Regions from separate parts of the Homo sapiens genome. Here region 1 is linked to region 2. A link is a loop called in an ENCODE intact Hi-C map of the cell type or tissue named here. Cell type or tissue: lower leg skin. All regions are shown on one strand.

The links. A loop is a pair of places that touch in the nucleus more often than their neighbours do. Peaks named below come from ENCODE experiments on the same cell type or tissue, not always from the same donor. Only the 100,000 strongest peaks of a DNase experiment are listed, where the experiment ranks them.
Region 1: it touches region 2 in a loop (9-fold over the local background); 8 of 110 quality-filtered maps call a loop at or near these places.

What each region holds. Positions count from the first base shown.
Region 1 is chrX:120,221,589-120,229,588 of GRCh38, forward strand. No RefSeq gene overlaps it. Among named protein-coding and RNA genes, the nearest start is that of ZBTB33, 25 kb to the right of the region's middle. RefSeq lists a silencer at 2,849-3,143. In lower leg skin, no CTCF peak of the experiment used is centred here; no DNase peak of the experiment used is centred here.
Region 2 is chrX:120,081,762-120,089,761 of GRCh38, forward strand. All of the region lies in intron 1 of RHOXF1-AS1 (RHOXF1 antisense RNA 1), which reads left to right. Among named protein-coding and RNA genes, the nearest start is that of RHOXF2B, 8.1 kb to the left of the region's middle. In lower leg skin, no CTCF peak of the experiment used is centred here; no DNase peak of the experiment used is centred here.

The sequences.
Region 1 (8,000 bases), 140 kb after region 2:
GCTGTTGTTCTTAAGCCTTTGGTAAAGCAACATAGGGAGTGGCATCTTTAGATTTGTCTAAAAAAAACAAAGAACAGTTACAAATAAAATTCCATGCACATGTATCCCAGAACTTAAAGTAATATATATATATGGCAAAAAACCACAAAAACAAATAAAATTCCAGACAGAAAGACGATGCAAATATTAGAGAATTATACACAAAGTATGCCTTGCAGCTGCCACACAAACTCAACATTATGAAACTATCAAATGCACAAATGAACACTCTCTTGAGGAATTTCTAATATCAAAGGAATTGTTTTCTTCCCTTTTGGTGGTACAATTATGAAGAGGTGGGTTTTGCAGAATTTGTTTAGTGGTGGTAGGGTGGCTGTCAATTCAGGGTTGATTCAAACCTCTGTTAATTTGAAATACTCTTCCATTTTCTCCAGTAGTGAAGACTTATTTGTAGGTCATGAGATCAAAAGGTGACTACCTGAGACCGTGGAAAACCTAAAGTTGTGTCAAAGAACTATTGCCAGGGAAAAAACATCAAGATGAGTTTATTGTTAGTTTTGCTGCAGAGAGAGAGAGAGAGAGTGTGTGTGTGCATGCAGTAATGGAAACATGTGCAGATCTGATGGTGGGTTGTCCAAAACAAGCAGCCCCTGAGTGCTGTCATCCTAACACCATAGGTAGGGCTCACAGTCAGTCTTGGCTGACTCCCACAGTCAGGTTGGGAGGATGAAAGAAACCTCCACTATCTCAGGAGGCATGGAAAGCTCAGAGGAAACGAAAGACAAGGTTTGATGAGCTGCTTTTCTGGTTTTCATAGTGGTCTCTTAATAGAATTCTGAAAAGGAAAAGGAGCCACAAGAAAAAAGAGAAAGAAAATGTTCTCATCTATTTCCAAATTCTAAGGCATGACCTTCCCCCAAGAAACTCTTGGTAGATGTTTTCTCCCTTTCTCTTATTTGCAAATATAATAGAACTGTTTTATGTAATCAGTACTGGGAATAGGGAACTAATATTGGCCCATAAAACAGCCTACTTTGGGGATCGGCTATTTAGGGAGATTTGATAATAGATTTGAACATGCCCAAAATGAGCTCTATTACACTAGCCTTCTTTAGACTATATTCATGCAGAGAAAGGATCCTAAATCCTAAAATAGGAGAGTGAAAGTGAGGAGTCAGACAGGGAGAAAAGGCCTGTAGTGTCACAATTTGCAGATTGGGAACTTCCAAAAGGATTAAATACAATGTTAACTCCATTAACTAGGATGCTGAGTAGACGTAAAGCCCACCTGACATGGTTGTTTTGTTCTGTTTTTTAGTAGCTGCCAGGCATTTAAGAAAAAGCCTTTTCTGTGACCCCCCACACCCACATTGATGTTGACCTTGCATTAAAATGACTAGTTCTGTTATGGGATCTTTGGAGTGTCAATTTTCTGGCCAGAAACCTCTGTGGCTGGTGACATCTTTGCCCTAGTTCTTGTCCTGTGTCCAGGAAGAATGAGGTATGCGACAAGTGAAGAGTGAACAAGACAAAGAGGCGCCTGAGTTCTTGTCCTGCATCCAGGAAGAATGAGGTATGCGAACAAGTGAAGGGTGGACAAGGAGGAAGAGGAGCTTTATTAAGTGTTAGAACAGCTCAGAGGAGAACCACAGTGAGTAGCTCCTCTCTGTAAGCAGGTAATCCCATCTCTCCATCCTCTGCCCTGCTCTGGCTGAGCCCAGAACTTCTAGGGACCTCAGAGGGGAGGAAGTGTGTGCTGATTGTTCCATGGGCAGCCATGGGTGGGCCCAGAAAAGGCACCACAGGTCCTCACTCCAGTCGTCAGGACTGGCCGCCTGGCCTGAAGGTGGGGTCTTACTGAGGACCTGCCCTCTTCCACCCAGGAGCCTGTCTGCCTCCCACAGCAGTCCATGGCGCCCAGGCTGCTTGCACCGAGGGGCACTTGCAGGCCAGTGCTGAGCTGCCCTCAGCCCCCCTTAGCTTCCTCTCTCATGTTCGTGGGCACTCAAATTCTGGAGGGGGCCAAGGCAGCAGGGCACTGGCATGTCAGCACTGCCCTGAGCCTACACACATCCTCCGGGCTGTGACAGCACCTCCGGCTCGGCCCCAACTCCTCTCTGAGATGAGATCAGAGCAGGTGCCTGAGGGAAAAGAGAACAGGCAGTGGGAGCAGACACACCTGAGCCTGTGGTGGTGGGGCTTCCTGGCCCCCAAGGATGCAGGCTGCAGAGATGCCCGTGTCCTGCACCTGGGAGGGTAGCTACAGATGCACCTGAGGAGCTCCTGCCCCACCAACTTGGAAGGGGTGGGGCTCCCACTTGTCCCTGGCTCCTGCCCGCTCTGTGGAGCCAGAGGCCTGGGTCTGCAGCCACGGATTGGGCAGTTATAGTTGCACTCAGGAGGACAGGGATCCTGCCTGCTCCTGGCTCCCTCGAAGAGCACAGGGAGGCTCAGATCTGCAGCCCAGTAGGGTCGGGGCTCCTGCCTGATCCATGGAGCTGGAGGCCCAGGTCTATAGCTGCAGTTTAGGCGACTGCAGTGGCACCCGGGAAGCTCCCTCCCCAACCTGGAAGGGGTGGGGCTCCCACCAGCTCCATGGAATGTGCAGCCCCAGCCATGCCTCCCTGCTGCAGCCAGCATGATTGCAGCAGCCGCTGCCATCAGTTCTACTTTCCTGCCTTAGAAATTGGTGATGGTATAGCAGGAATTTTAAGGAATCAGAGAGACTGATGGGGTTCAGGGGGATATTTATTAATTATTTAGGTGCACCAGCCCAGTTGGATTAACATCCAAAGGACTGAGCCCCGAACAAAGAGTTAAGTTACCTTTTAAGCATTTCATGGGGTCGGGGGAGATCTGTGCAGGGGGAAGCGAGAAACAAAGGCAGTTATTCAATTGAGACATGCATTACTTCATTTCTTACTTTTTAAGGAAAAACATGTTTTGTGAATTGAGTTTATCTGTCTAGTGACCTTGCAGCTGCACAGCTAGGGAATCAGAGTCTTCACAATGCCTGGGAAGGGAGGAGAGATAAGGCTCACTAGCCACAGAAAAATAGGCAGTTAGTTTTTAAAGGACTCTAGCTCTTTCTCTTTCTCAGAGGGAATTGGGTTTTCTTACGTACAACTGAATTTCTGCTTACATACTCTTTAATTTCTTTTAATTCCTGTTCCAATGGGAATGAGATCTCCTAGTTTTGGACTGGGGCTAGCAGGGCCTCGGGTGCACCACCACTTGGCAACATCAGCCTCTGTCCAGAATCCTGAACCTGTAAGCTAGAACAGGGTTAGCTGACAGTGTCCTGAACCCAAGAAGGTTGGGAGGGTGGGGTTGGATTGGAGTATGCAGGATTGACAATGGTATACCTCTTCTCCAAACTACTGGCTGGGCAGAAATCTTGAGTTCTAATGAATCTGAACCTAGTTAGGCTAACCTTTCCTTAGCACCTTTCCTTAGCAGTAAAGGCTAAAATATCAAGTCAGTATCCAGGGCTTCAGCAACTCTTGTGTCCCAGTAAGACAAGCCACAAATACCTTTGGCCCCATTATCAGGCCTCCATTGCCATAAAATCTTTTTAACTCTCAAGAGGTTACAGAGAATGAATTACTCCTTAATCATACTTGAAGCAAACCTTCTGTCTAAAAATCCAACGTAGCCAGGCATAGTGACTGGAGCCTGTGATCCCAGACACTTAGGAGGCTGAGGTGAAAGAATTGCTTGAGACCAGGAGTTTGACACCAGCCTGAGCAACATAGTGACTCCCATCTCTAAATAAATAAATAGACAGATAGGTAAGTAAATACATAGACAAATTGATAGAATGATAGATAGATAAGTGAGTAATAAATAGATTAGGTAGAGATAGATAGCCAGCTAGGTAACTAGCCAACCAGCTGTCTCAAAAAAAAAAATGGCTGGCTGTGGTGGTTTATGTCTCTAATCCCAGCACTTTGGGAGGCTGAGGCAAGAGGCTCTCTTGAGTCCAGGAGTTCAAGACGTTTGGGCAGCATAGTGACACCCTGTCTCTAAAAAAAATTAAAAATTAGCTGTGTGTGGTGGTGTGCACCTGTAGTTCCAGCTACCCTGGAGGCTGAGGTAGGAGATCAAGGCTGCAGTGAGCCATGACTGTACCACTGCACTGCAGCCTGGACGACAGAGCAAGATCCTGTGTCAAGAAAAAAAAAAAAAGAAACGGTTTTTTCCCTCTACTTTCTCACAGTTAATACAATACTCAGCACAAAACACTTTTGACATCAGATTCTCCAGTGAACACCAACTGGGTGTCTTATGATTTAATTCAATTCTGACACTATCTACCTGGAGATAGTGTCAGATCCTATGGGTTAACGGCTCAGTCCCATGAGATTGTGGCCCCCATTTCAGATGCCAGTCACAAGCACTAGATTGTCACTTATACTTCTGACTCCCTGGGTATAAATTGCAGGGTCCTACAACCCCCTCCTCAGGTTCAATTAATTTGTTAGAGTGGCTCACAAGACTCAGAAACACTTACTTACATTTACTAGTTTATTATAAAGGATACAGAATAACAGCAAAATGGAAAAGATGCATAGGGCAAGCTATCAGGAGGAGGGTGCAGAGCTTCTATACTCTCTCTAGGTGTATAACCTTCCAGGCACCTCTGTGTGTTCAGCAATCTGGAAGCTCATCAAATCTCATTGTTCAAGAGTTTTTATAGTTCTGGTGTTCTATGGCACAGTAGGGTGACTATAGTAAACAACAAGGTGTTGTAGATCTCAAAATAGCTAGAAGAGAGGATTTATATGTTCCTATCACAAAGAAATAATACATGTTTGAGGTGTTGGATATGCTAATTACTCTGATCATTTGATCATTACACAATGTATACATGTATCAAAACAAAATCACATTAGGCTGCGTGCAGTGGCTCATACCTGTAGTCCTGACACTTTGTGAGACCAAGGCAGGAGGATCGCTTGAGGCCAGGAGTTTGAGACAAGCCTAGGCATCATAGTGATACCCCATCTCTACAAAAAAATTTTAAAAATTAGTTGGGCATGGTGGTGTGTACCTGTAGTCCTAACTACTTAGAAGGCTGGGGCAGGAGAATCCCTTGAGCTCAGGAGTCCAAGGCTGCTGTGAGTTATAATCAAGCGACTATACTCCAGTGAGGGCAACAGAGTGGAGACCCTATCTCCCAAACACACACACACACACACACACACACACACACACACACACACACACCACATTATACCCCATAAATGTGTACAAAATCATGTCAATGAAAAATACTTCATTTTTATGTTTTATTATTAATATTTTTAGAGACAGGGTATCACTCTGTGACCCAGGCTTCAGTGCAGTGACCTGATCATAGTTCACTGCAGCTGTGAACTCCTGGGGTCAAGCAATCCTCCCACCTCAGCCTCCTGAGTAGCTAGGACTACGGGTATGCACCATCATGCATGGATAATTAAAAAAAATTTTTTTTGTAGAGATGGGGTCTTGCTAGGTTGACCAGGCTGAACTTGAAATCCTGCCCTCAAGCAATACTTCTACCTTAGCCTCCCAAAGTGCTGGAATTACAGGCATGAGCCACTATGCCTAGAAAAAAAATTTATTAAAAAGAGTTTTTATAGAACTCATCCCTTAGCCCTGTTTTCCCGCCTTTCCTGGATGTTGGTGGGTGAGGCTGAAAGTTCCAACTTGCCAATCCTCTAATCCTCTATTACCTGTTTTTTCAGGTGACTGGCCCTATCCTGGGCTACCTGGGAGTCACACTCTGAGTTATATCATTAGCATAAACTCAGATGTAATCCAAAGGGACACATTATAAATAAGAAGATAATACTATTTCTCAGGAAATTTCAAGGGTTTTAGGAGCTCTGTGACGGGAACCAGGGACAAAGACCTAATATATTTCTTATAATATCATAGGACTATTTCCCTCAATATGACTTTAAAAAGGTTCAGTTTTTATGATGCTCAGCTTCCCCCATGACCAGGGTGACACTATTTGTAGTAAAGAGGGACAGAACAGCTGACAGCTGATAGTCAGTTGTCAGGACACTAATATTTCTTTATTCTGTTACCAAGCATAGCATTAACAGAAAGGACACAGTGCAATTCATTAGCTAGGTTTGCATCCAAGACTTGGACGAAAATGAAAGAGTATTAAAAGCGGGTAGAAACTTTGAAAGGAAAATAAATCTCGGAACCCCCAAATCACTAAGCCAAAGGGAAAAATCAAGCTGGAAACTGTATCGGACAAACCTGCCTCTCATTCTATTCCTAAATAAGATAGTTACAAAGATTTGTTTAAAAGCTACATACCCCTGTCACAATTTGCCCATAAGGAAAATCCTCATGGACAAAGGACAGACAGAACTCAAAGTCATCCCTCTGCTGCTGTGCAACAAATGCATATCTGATTGCTTCCTTTGCCCTATTGTTTCACTAAGCCAGACTAAGGCATAAGTGACTATTCCCGTAAATTGTGTATTCAGTGAAAGGCTAATCAGAAACTCAAAAGAATGCAACCATTTGTCTCTTATTTACCTATGACCTGGATGCCCCCTCCCTGCTTCGAGTTGTCCCACCTTTCTGGACCAAACCAATGTATATCTTACATATATTAATCGATGTCTCATATCTCCCTAAAACGTATAAAACCAAGCTGTATCCCAACCACTTTGACCACATGTTGTCAGGACATACCGAGGCTGTGTCACAGGCGCATCCTTAACCTTGGTGGAAGGAACATGGCTGCACTGAAGCCAGGCAGACATAGGCTGAGGTAAACATCCTGCATGACTCAACAAGTTTGGTGTACAGGCACATAAATCCACGTGTTATATAATCACAGACATGTAGCCATAACATGGGAAGGCTCATCACTCAGCTCAGAGCCACTATTGTCTGTAAAAGGTACAACTACCCTGTTAATGCTGTACAGGTGTGCCCAGAGAAAGAGAGAGCCAGAGCTGTCTGTCTTGCAGATGGACAGCGGGAAGCCAGGACACAGTTTGGCTTGCTTGCACCCAGAGGGAAAGAGTTAAGCTGCTGACCCTGAAGGGAGAGCTGGCCGTGTGGCTGCGCGTGGGAGCAGGTACAGCAGTTAGCCAAGACAGAGACAGACAGTGTAAGAGAGCTGCTGAATAAAACCATCTTTCACCTGCCTACAACCCACCCCCTCCCCTGCCCTGAGTGTTCTTTCAGCTATCTGCCACCCATCCACCCACTCCCTTCTGACCTCAGCATAGGCTGGAACCTGACCCTGGACCTGACACTTGGCAAAATAAATTTTCTAAATTGATTGAGACTCATCTCAGATACTTTTTGGTTTACAAATTGGTGACCACAGAGGGACTCAGTGGAGGTGGCCCTGACCTTTGGCAAATCTCCTGTTGGTGCTTGGTACCAGCTTCAGGTATCTTTATAGCTCAAACCAACAGGACAATTTCCTGAGGCCTGGGAGCTCCCCTCCCTTCAGAGAATCCCTGATCTCCCAAAATTTGGTTGAGATCTAAAGTATATTTTGCTGTACAACTCCTTTTCTGGAGTTTTACTTGCTTCCAACAAGGCAGGCAAGTTTTCCTGCTTCCATGACGATGGAAGGCAGGTAACTCCTTTCTGGAGTTTGAGCTTGCTTCCAACAAGGAAGGCAAGTTTGAGTTTCTTCCCGCTTCTAGGATGGTAGAGAGCAGTCTTCAGTCTGAGACCCATTTCTAGGTAAATAACTGAATTGGGTTTTTTTTTGTGTGTCTTGGAAATTCTCCTTAATAACTAAAGGTTAAAATTGACAACCAGCTGGTCTTAATTTCTCCTTACCATTAGAACACTCAGCGATCATATTGTTGGGGTTTTTTGTTATTGTTTCAGTCGTTCTCCCATCGGATTTGACCAACTCTACCCAATTTGGTCAAATCTGAATGAGAATTCCAAATCATGGGGAAAAAGGCCTCTGAATTGGCTAAAATTCCTTGCAGCTGAAAACAAAACAAAAACATATGTTT
Region 2 (8,000 bases):
AATGCTTATAGAATGACTTATGGACCCAGAATTGGGGGATTGGACACATTTGAGTCCTTCTAGTCTTTTTGACAATCAGTAGTGGAACTCCAAGGCCTGCTTCTTGTCTATCAACTCATAATAGTGCTGCCTGCCCTGTAGACCAAAAAGGTAGCTCTGGCTTTAAGATAGTAAAATTTAAAGAATTGCATGTCCTTGTCTTACAATTTAGTTTGACTGACATACTACTTAGCAGAGCAGTCCATCCTGAATATAAGTGTTGGAGCTGTGTTAGCATAGACCACTGAATGTTACGGTCCGGGCATCCGATTTGTGGTTCTCCATACAGATGTTTAGGGCTGTTCCTGCTCAGCCTCTCTTGTGTTAAACCATTGCAGGCTGCTTCTGTTTTTTTTAAGATTATGAACATATGCGGCATGGCAGGCATCAAAGTACAAGGAACTACGCCTTTTATAGGAGGGAGGGGCTTCTTTGGTTCGAGCTATAAGCTCTCCTTCTTTTTCTCCCTCTGATTTAATATGTACCTCAAACCAGAATTCATAAGGTAAGAGTTTAGGGTCATAACCTACATGTAGCTGATTATTTCCTGGGTCACAGAATGAATAGGTGGTCTGGTTGTATGTGCAGATTCCTAACTTGGTTCCTGTACATTCATAGTAGGTATGGTACAGTAGAGTTTTAACTATGGTGTTTCTTACCCAGGTAGTGTGTACACAGTATGGGCATCTTTCTAGAGATTTCTCCTTTTTTAGTATAGGCAGAAATGGTAAGAACATTAGTGTATATAATAGAAACATGCTTACACTACACATGGGCATGGCAAACCTTCCTCTGGGCATAGACATTTGCAGCATTTGCAGTAATAACATAACATAATAACCAGTATTGACAGAATTATAGCTAGGCTTATAAATTGTATCCACATTTGCTTATCCGGAGATGGTCCTTTTAGCTTCGGCTGTGCATAGACTAGTCAGCTTCCGGGCTGTGACTAGAGCAGAGCTTGCAGGATTCTCAAGCTTCACCTGTGCGTAGACTGACCAGCCTCCGGTGTGGTCAGAGCAGGGCAGTTGTCCTTCTTACCGGTAGTTGGGTTTTGCCATAGGACTGTTCTGGTGGGGCAATCTGGGTCTTGTTGGCTAGTCCACTGGTCGTCATGGGGAGTCACTGCTGCCGCTGGTTTTAGCCAGCTATGGTGAATCCAAGGTGTGACACCTGCAACTTTAACAGCAGTGGGAGTAGACATGATCACAATATGGAGCCCATCCTATAAGGGCCCCAGGGTTGTTGGATTCCACCTTTTTTTTTTTTTTTTTGAGATGGAGTCTCGCTCTGTTGCCCAGGCTGGAGTGCAGTGGCGCAATCTCGGCTCACTGCAAGCTGTGCCTCCCGGGTTCATGCCATTCTCCTGCCTCAGCCTCCCAAGTAGCTGGGACTACAGGTACCCACCACCATGCCTGGCTAATTTTTTGTTTTCGTATTTTTAGTAGAGACGGGGTTTCACCGTGTTAGCCAGGATGGTCTCATTCTCCTGATCTCGTGATCTCCCCCCCGCCGGCCTCCCAGAGTGCTGGGATTACAGGTGTGAGCCACCAGGCCCAGCCTGGATTCCACATTTTAACCCAGACAGAATCCCCGGTTTATGTGGATGCACTGGGTCTGTTAGACTTAAAGGTATCCTTTCACTTACCCAGCCTTGCACCTCCTGCATTGCCACTCCTAAAGCCTGCATCTGTCTTCTAAGGGTTAGCTCTCCTAACTCCTTTAACTACCCTCTAATTTGATTAATGATTGGGGGTGGCCTTCCAAATAATATTTCATAGGGTGAATACCCAATTTGTTCTGTAAGTGTACACCTGACCTGGAGGAGGACCATGGGCAAGACCTGATCCCATCGTAAGTGAGTTTCCTGGCAAAACATTTTTAGTAGCTGTTTGAGTGTCTGGTTCATCCATTCCGCCTTCCCTGAACTCTGTGGTCAGTAGGCTGTGTGCAGTTTCCATTTGATCTTTAAAAGCTGAGTCAGCTGTAGTACTACTTCTGCCACAAATGCAGGACCATTGTCTGATCCTAGGGTTAAAGGCAATCCAAACCTTGGTATGATGTCTTTTAGTAGCACCTTTGTCACCTCTCGTGCCTTTTCAGTCCTGGTGGGGAAGGCCTCAACCCACCCTGAGAAGGTGCAAAGAAACACTAGCATATACCGGTAACCTCCTGCTCAAGGCAACTCGGTAAAGTCTACAAGCAGGTTCTCACAAGGCACAGCTCCCATTTCCTGAATTCCTGGGGGTCGAATAGGTCCTTGTTTTGGCTTATTCCAGACACAGGATAGACATTATTCGCAAACAGCATGGGTGATGGCAGAGAGCCGTGGCACATAGAAGTGTTGACCTATCAAAGTCTCTAGTTTCCAGTGTGTGTTCTTTGATGGATCTGCTTCACAAACCTTGAGGCTATTGTCTCTGGGACGTCTAGTCTCCCATCAGAGAACAGCCACCATCCACCTTTAATATATTTCCCTGTTTCCAGAACAAAACAAGCTTTTTCACTCGAAGAGTAAGGGGGTACCTCCAGCAAAGGGGGCTCTATAAGGAGAGGCATTGCTAGAGTTCTTTCTTCAGGTGAAGCCTTGCTCATTGCTGCCTGCCGAGCCTCTTGGTCTGCCTTTCTGTTGCCCTGCACCTCATAGCTTTTCCTGATTTGGTGTCCTTTGCAATGAATGACAGCCACCTTCTCCGGAGCCCATACGGCTTCCAATAATTGCAAAATTTCCTCCTTATTTTTTATTTCTTTTCCTTCAGTAGTCAAAAGTCCTCTCTCTTTGTGTATTCCCCCATGGGCACGCAGGGTTGCAAAAGCATATTTTGAGTCAGTACATATGTTTACTTTCTTCCCCTTGGCCAATAACAGTGCTCTGGTTAATGCTATTAATTCAGCCTTCTTAGCGGAAGTCCCAGAAGGTAAGGCTTGAGCCTCAACCACTGAGTGTTGGGTCACTACTGCATATCCTGCATATCTCACCCCATCTGTTATGAAACTGCTACCATCAGTGAAGTATATAACATCTGGGCTCTCCAAGGGGGAATCTCTGAGGTCTTCCTGGCTCGAGAACACTTTGTCCACCATATTTATGCAACAGTGGGGAAGGTCCTGCCAGGAGTGAGGCAACCCAGCATCCTTCCAATCGGGTTCCTCCACAGGCAGCAGGGTAGCTGGGTTCAAGGTATTTACATTCTCTAGTGTTATCTGGGGATTTTCACATAGAAGCCCTTGATACTTTAGCATTCTAGAGTTGGACAGCCAACCATATCCTCTTTGCTCCATTAAGGTGACTACGGCGTGTGGCACTGAACTATTAACTTCTGACCTAGGGCTAGCTTGTTGGCATCTTCTATAAGGATTGCGGTAGCTGCCAATGCCCTGAGGCAGTGGGGCCAACCTAAAGCCACCAAGTCCAGTCTTTTGGATAAGTATGCTACCGGCCGATGCCAAGAGCCCAAGAACTGAGTTAAGACTCCAACTGCCATTCCTTGACATTCATCCACATACAAAAAAAGGGCTTTTTTACATTTGGCAACCCTAGTGCCGGGGCCTGGATGAGAGCTTCCTTTATATCCTTGAAGGCCTTTTCCTGTTTCTTTTGCCATAGGAGGGGCTCTCTTTCCTTTCCTTTTATAGCCTCATACAAGGGCCTTGCTGTAAGGGAGAAGTTTGGAATACAGATTCGGCAGAATCCTGCCACGCCTAGAAATTCCCTGGCCTTGTAACTGGGGTGGGCAGTGCACATACAGCCTCCTTGCGTGCACTTAAGCCTGCGCTGGCCTTGGGATACCATGAATCCTAGATATCCAACCTCCTGAAAACAGACTTTTGCCTTGTCCTTGGACACTTTATAACCAGCTTCACACAGCACGTGAAGAAGCCTCTCTGTTCCTTGGAGTCATTCCTCCCTCGTGGGGGCGGCAAATAGGAAATCATCAATGTGTTGTAATAGCACATAATTGTCACTAGGTGGCGCAAAAGCCTCAAGATCTGTAGCCAAGGCCTCCTCAAAAATGGTAGCATTCTTAAACCCTTACGGCAGCCTTGTCCAGGTATATTGCGATTGCCCCCTCTGACTTTGGGGAGCAAGCTTCAAACAAAAGAAGGCATCCTTTAAGTCCAGACATGTGAACCAAGTGGCATCAGCAGGAATCTGTCCCAACATTGTGTATGGGTTGGGTACTGTTGCATGGATAGCGACAGTGGCCTTGTTTACCACCCGGAGATCCTGCACTGGCCTGTATTCCCCATTTGATTTGTGCATGGGTAACAGAGGAGTATTCCATGAGGACTTGCATTTTACTATAATCCCATGTGTATAAAGCCGATTCAGATGCTTTTGTTATTCCATCAATTGCCTCCCTGGGTACTGGGTATTGACGGACTCATACCGGGGCAGCATGAGGGTTAAGCTCTGCTACCACTGGGGGTCTGTTTGCAGCAAGTCCAGGGTATTATCCTCGGCCCATACACCTGGTACCTTGAAAAGCATCCCCCATATATTGTGTAGGTCGGTTCTGGTGACCTTCTGGCACACGGTTCACACAGCCACCATTCCTCAGCCCTTGGGACAGTTGGAGTTCATACCATTGCCTTGGACTTTCCAAACTCCAGTGTCATATTCCCTTTAGGCGTAAAGAAAATTTCTGCCTGCAGTTTCTGGAGTAAGTCTCTCCCCAGCAAGGGCACTGGACAATTTGGCATATACGGAAACTCATGCTGCACTTCTTGTCCCCCAATAACACATCTCCTGGATTTGCAAAAAGGTCTCTTTTTTTTGGCCCCAGTAGCCCCTACAATAGTAGCACAGTTCTTTGTGGGGAGGCTAATTGGGTGAGTTACCACAGAGAAATCAGTACCAGTATCGACCAAAAAAATCCATTAATTGACCCCCTATTTCCATAGAGACCATAGGCTCCCCGGGGCCTAAAAAGATGGAGCCTGGTCTGTCTCAGTCCTCAAAATTCTTGGCCCCTGCTAAGCCAATCAGATCAGGATCTGCCCTTGATGCACCATGACTAGCAACCGAATAACGCACTTGGGTGTTAGACCATTGACCATCATTTCCATCCTTTTCCTTTTTGGGTCACTCATCTTTCCAGTGGCCCATTTTCCTGCACTTTGCACATTGGTTCCTGTCCAACCAAGATTGGCTTTCCTCTCCTGGTCTTGTCTGCCCCCTTCCTCGACCTCTGCCTTGGCCACGCCCTCTAGCAAATTCAGGGTTACTTTCTGCTAGTGCAGCAGCTATAAATTGAGCCATCTCTGTTCCTATATCTGGTTTTTCTTTCTTCCTTTGGTTGGGCTGCCTGAGCCACTAATGCCTTATAATATCTCTTTAGACAGGGCTGTAGACACTTGGGGTGAGTTTGTGCTACACTGAGCCAAGAGTCTATATAGGGAAACTGGTCTGGGTATCCTGGTTGTCTTCCAACTCCGGTGACCACGTTAAACACACGGCCAATTAATTTTCTGTCTATTGTACCTTCAGAGGGCCACCCCACATTGAAAGCAGGCCAATCTATTTCACAGTATGTCCTTAACTTTTGAGCATCCAGTTTCATCCCATAATCACCTCTAAATCCTTTTTTAAAATTCTTTATCACGCACTCCAAAGGAGTTGGCTTCGACACTTTTCCTCCCATTTCCTCCCTTGCAGTGCACTTTCCCTCTCACTTTCACTCTCAGATCCACCAGACCAGGTCCTTTTATGGGAGTTTCAGACACTGCTTAGCCAGGAATGTGCCTTCCCCTGTCACAGCCTGCTGTGGCTGTGAAACTGGTCCCATTGGCCGTATGCGGCATCCTAGGTCTGATTTCTTCCACGCTCACCTTGGAGTACACAGCCTGCCCTAAGGGATCTGTGCCTCCTCACGTTACTCCCCGCATTGGCCTCTCCCAAGACCATCTCTTTCATACACTTTCACACACCTCCCCTGCCCAGGACTCCTCATCAGACGAAACGAGCCTCTCTCATGTCCTGGGTGGGTTCACACACACCCACACACTCCCAGTTCCTGTCTCCAGATCCAGTAAACCACTTTCACTTTGTTAATGGGGACACGAGGTTCATCCAAATTAGCAAGCCTCTCCTGCCACCCCCAGCTGCTCTGGGTTGGATTAGTGGTCATTCCCTGGGAGGTGATCATCCTTATGGGACAGGCTTCCCTGCCTTAGGCACTTGCTCCTTACTACAGTTCCTGAAGTGCTGGCATCGTCCTGCAGCCCTGTTCCTGGTTCTGTTGCATTGCCGGGCAGTCTGCTGGGATGTGGGGAGAGCCAGTCTCTGTCTGGGTGAAGCTCCCCTGTGGCGTGCCTTGGATGCTGGGTCTCCCCAGCCCTGGGGCTCTAGTCCCCCAGGCAAATGAGACAGTAAATCTGTTGTCTCCAATCCCAGGCGAGTTCCCAGAAATGTTACGAGATTTTTAAGGAATCAGAGAGACCAATGGGGCTCAGGAGGATATTTATTAATTATTTAGGTGCACTGGTCCAGTCGGATTAACATCCAAAGGACTGAGCCCTGAACAGAGTTAAGTTACCTTTTAAGCATTTCGTGGGTCGGGGGAGATCTGTGCAGAGGAAAGTATACTACAGAAGTGAGAAACAAAGGCAATTGAGACATGCATTATATCATTTTTTACTTTTCAAGGAAAAACATGTTTTGCAACTTGAGTTTTTCTGTCTAGTGACCTTGCAGCTGCACAGCTAAGGAGACAGGGTCTTCACAATGCCTGGGAAAGTGGGAGAGATAAGGCTCACTAGCCACAGAAAAACAGGCAGTTAATTTTAAAGGACTTCAGCTCTTTCTCTTTCTTAGGGGGAATTGGGTTTTCTTACATACAACTGAGTTTCTGCTTGCACACTCTTTAATTTCTTTTAATTCCTGTTCCATACATACACTGGAATATTCTTTTGGAATGTGTTCTTCCTTTTCTTTCTAAGGGATACAGGCACAGAAATTTGTGGCCTATAGCTGACTGTCCTGTTGAGAATTACTGAACTGAACTGAGCTGGTTGAGAACTTTGTTATAACTTTCACATTTTATTGTACTTTTGACAAAGGGCAAAAGAAAAGTTAAGTTCTGTGTAGAATAAACCCAAAGCTATGTTTGCATAATCTTATCAGTTGTTTTGTATGTTGGCAGATACTATCTTTACTTTCAGAAAACACAGAGAGATCAATTATTATACTTGATCTACAGAGTGCTCAGATAATATAATAAAGTAAGTATGTGATTTCTACTATGATCCCAAAGAATTATATTCACAAAGGCAGTAGATAAAAGGTAGGGAAAACAATGAGAACATCCAGTATTACTTATACAAGAAAACAATGTGATTTCCCATGTGTTTAAGAGTTTCATTGGGCCGGGCGCGGTGGCTCACGCCTGTGGTCCTAGCACTTTGGGAGGCCGAGGGGGCGGATCACGAGGTCAGGAGATTGAGACCATCCTGGCTAACACGGTGAAACCCCGTCTCTACTAATGGTACAAAAAATTAGCCGGGCGTGGTGGCAGGTGCCTGTAGTCCCAGCTACTCAGGAGGCTGAGGCAGGAGAATGGCGTGAACCTGGGAGGTGGAGTTTACAGTGAGCCGAGATCACGCCACTGCACTCCAGGCTGGGCGACAGAGTGAGACTCCATCACACACACACACAAAAAAGAGTTTCATTGATACATTATGTGCATCTTCTTTTGTGCCACTTACCACATGGTTACATGGAGGAGTGTTTTGTTTAGCATATACATTTTCCTTCTCATGCTAATGTATTTTGTTTTTAGAGGCTAAAAAGCAGTCAAGGTCCAGGGAGCCCACTCTTTTCTTTTACCTTACAGACCTTGGTGTTTGCGGTGGGTCTATAGGGTAATCATAGAGTTTTCAGGCTAAGCCTGTAAGAGTGGTCCACCGTAGATATGACCTTGGACCTGACTGGAAAAGAGAAAAACATCAACATCACC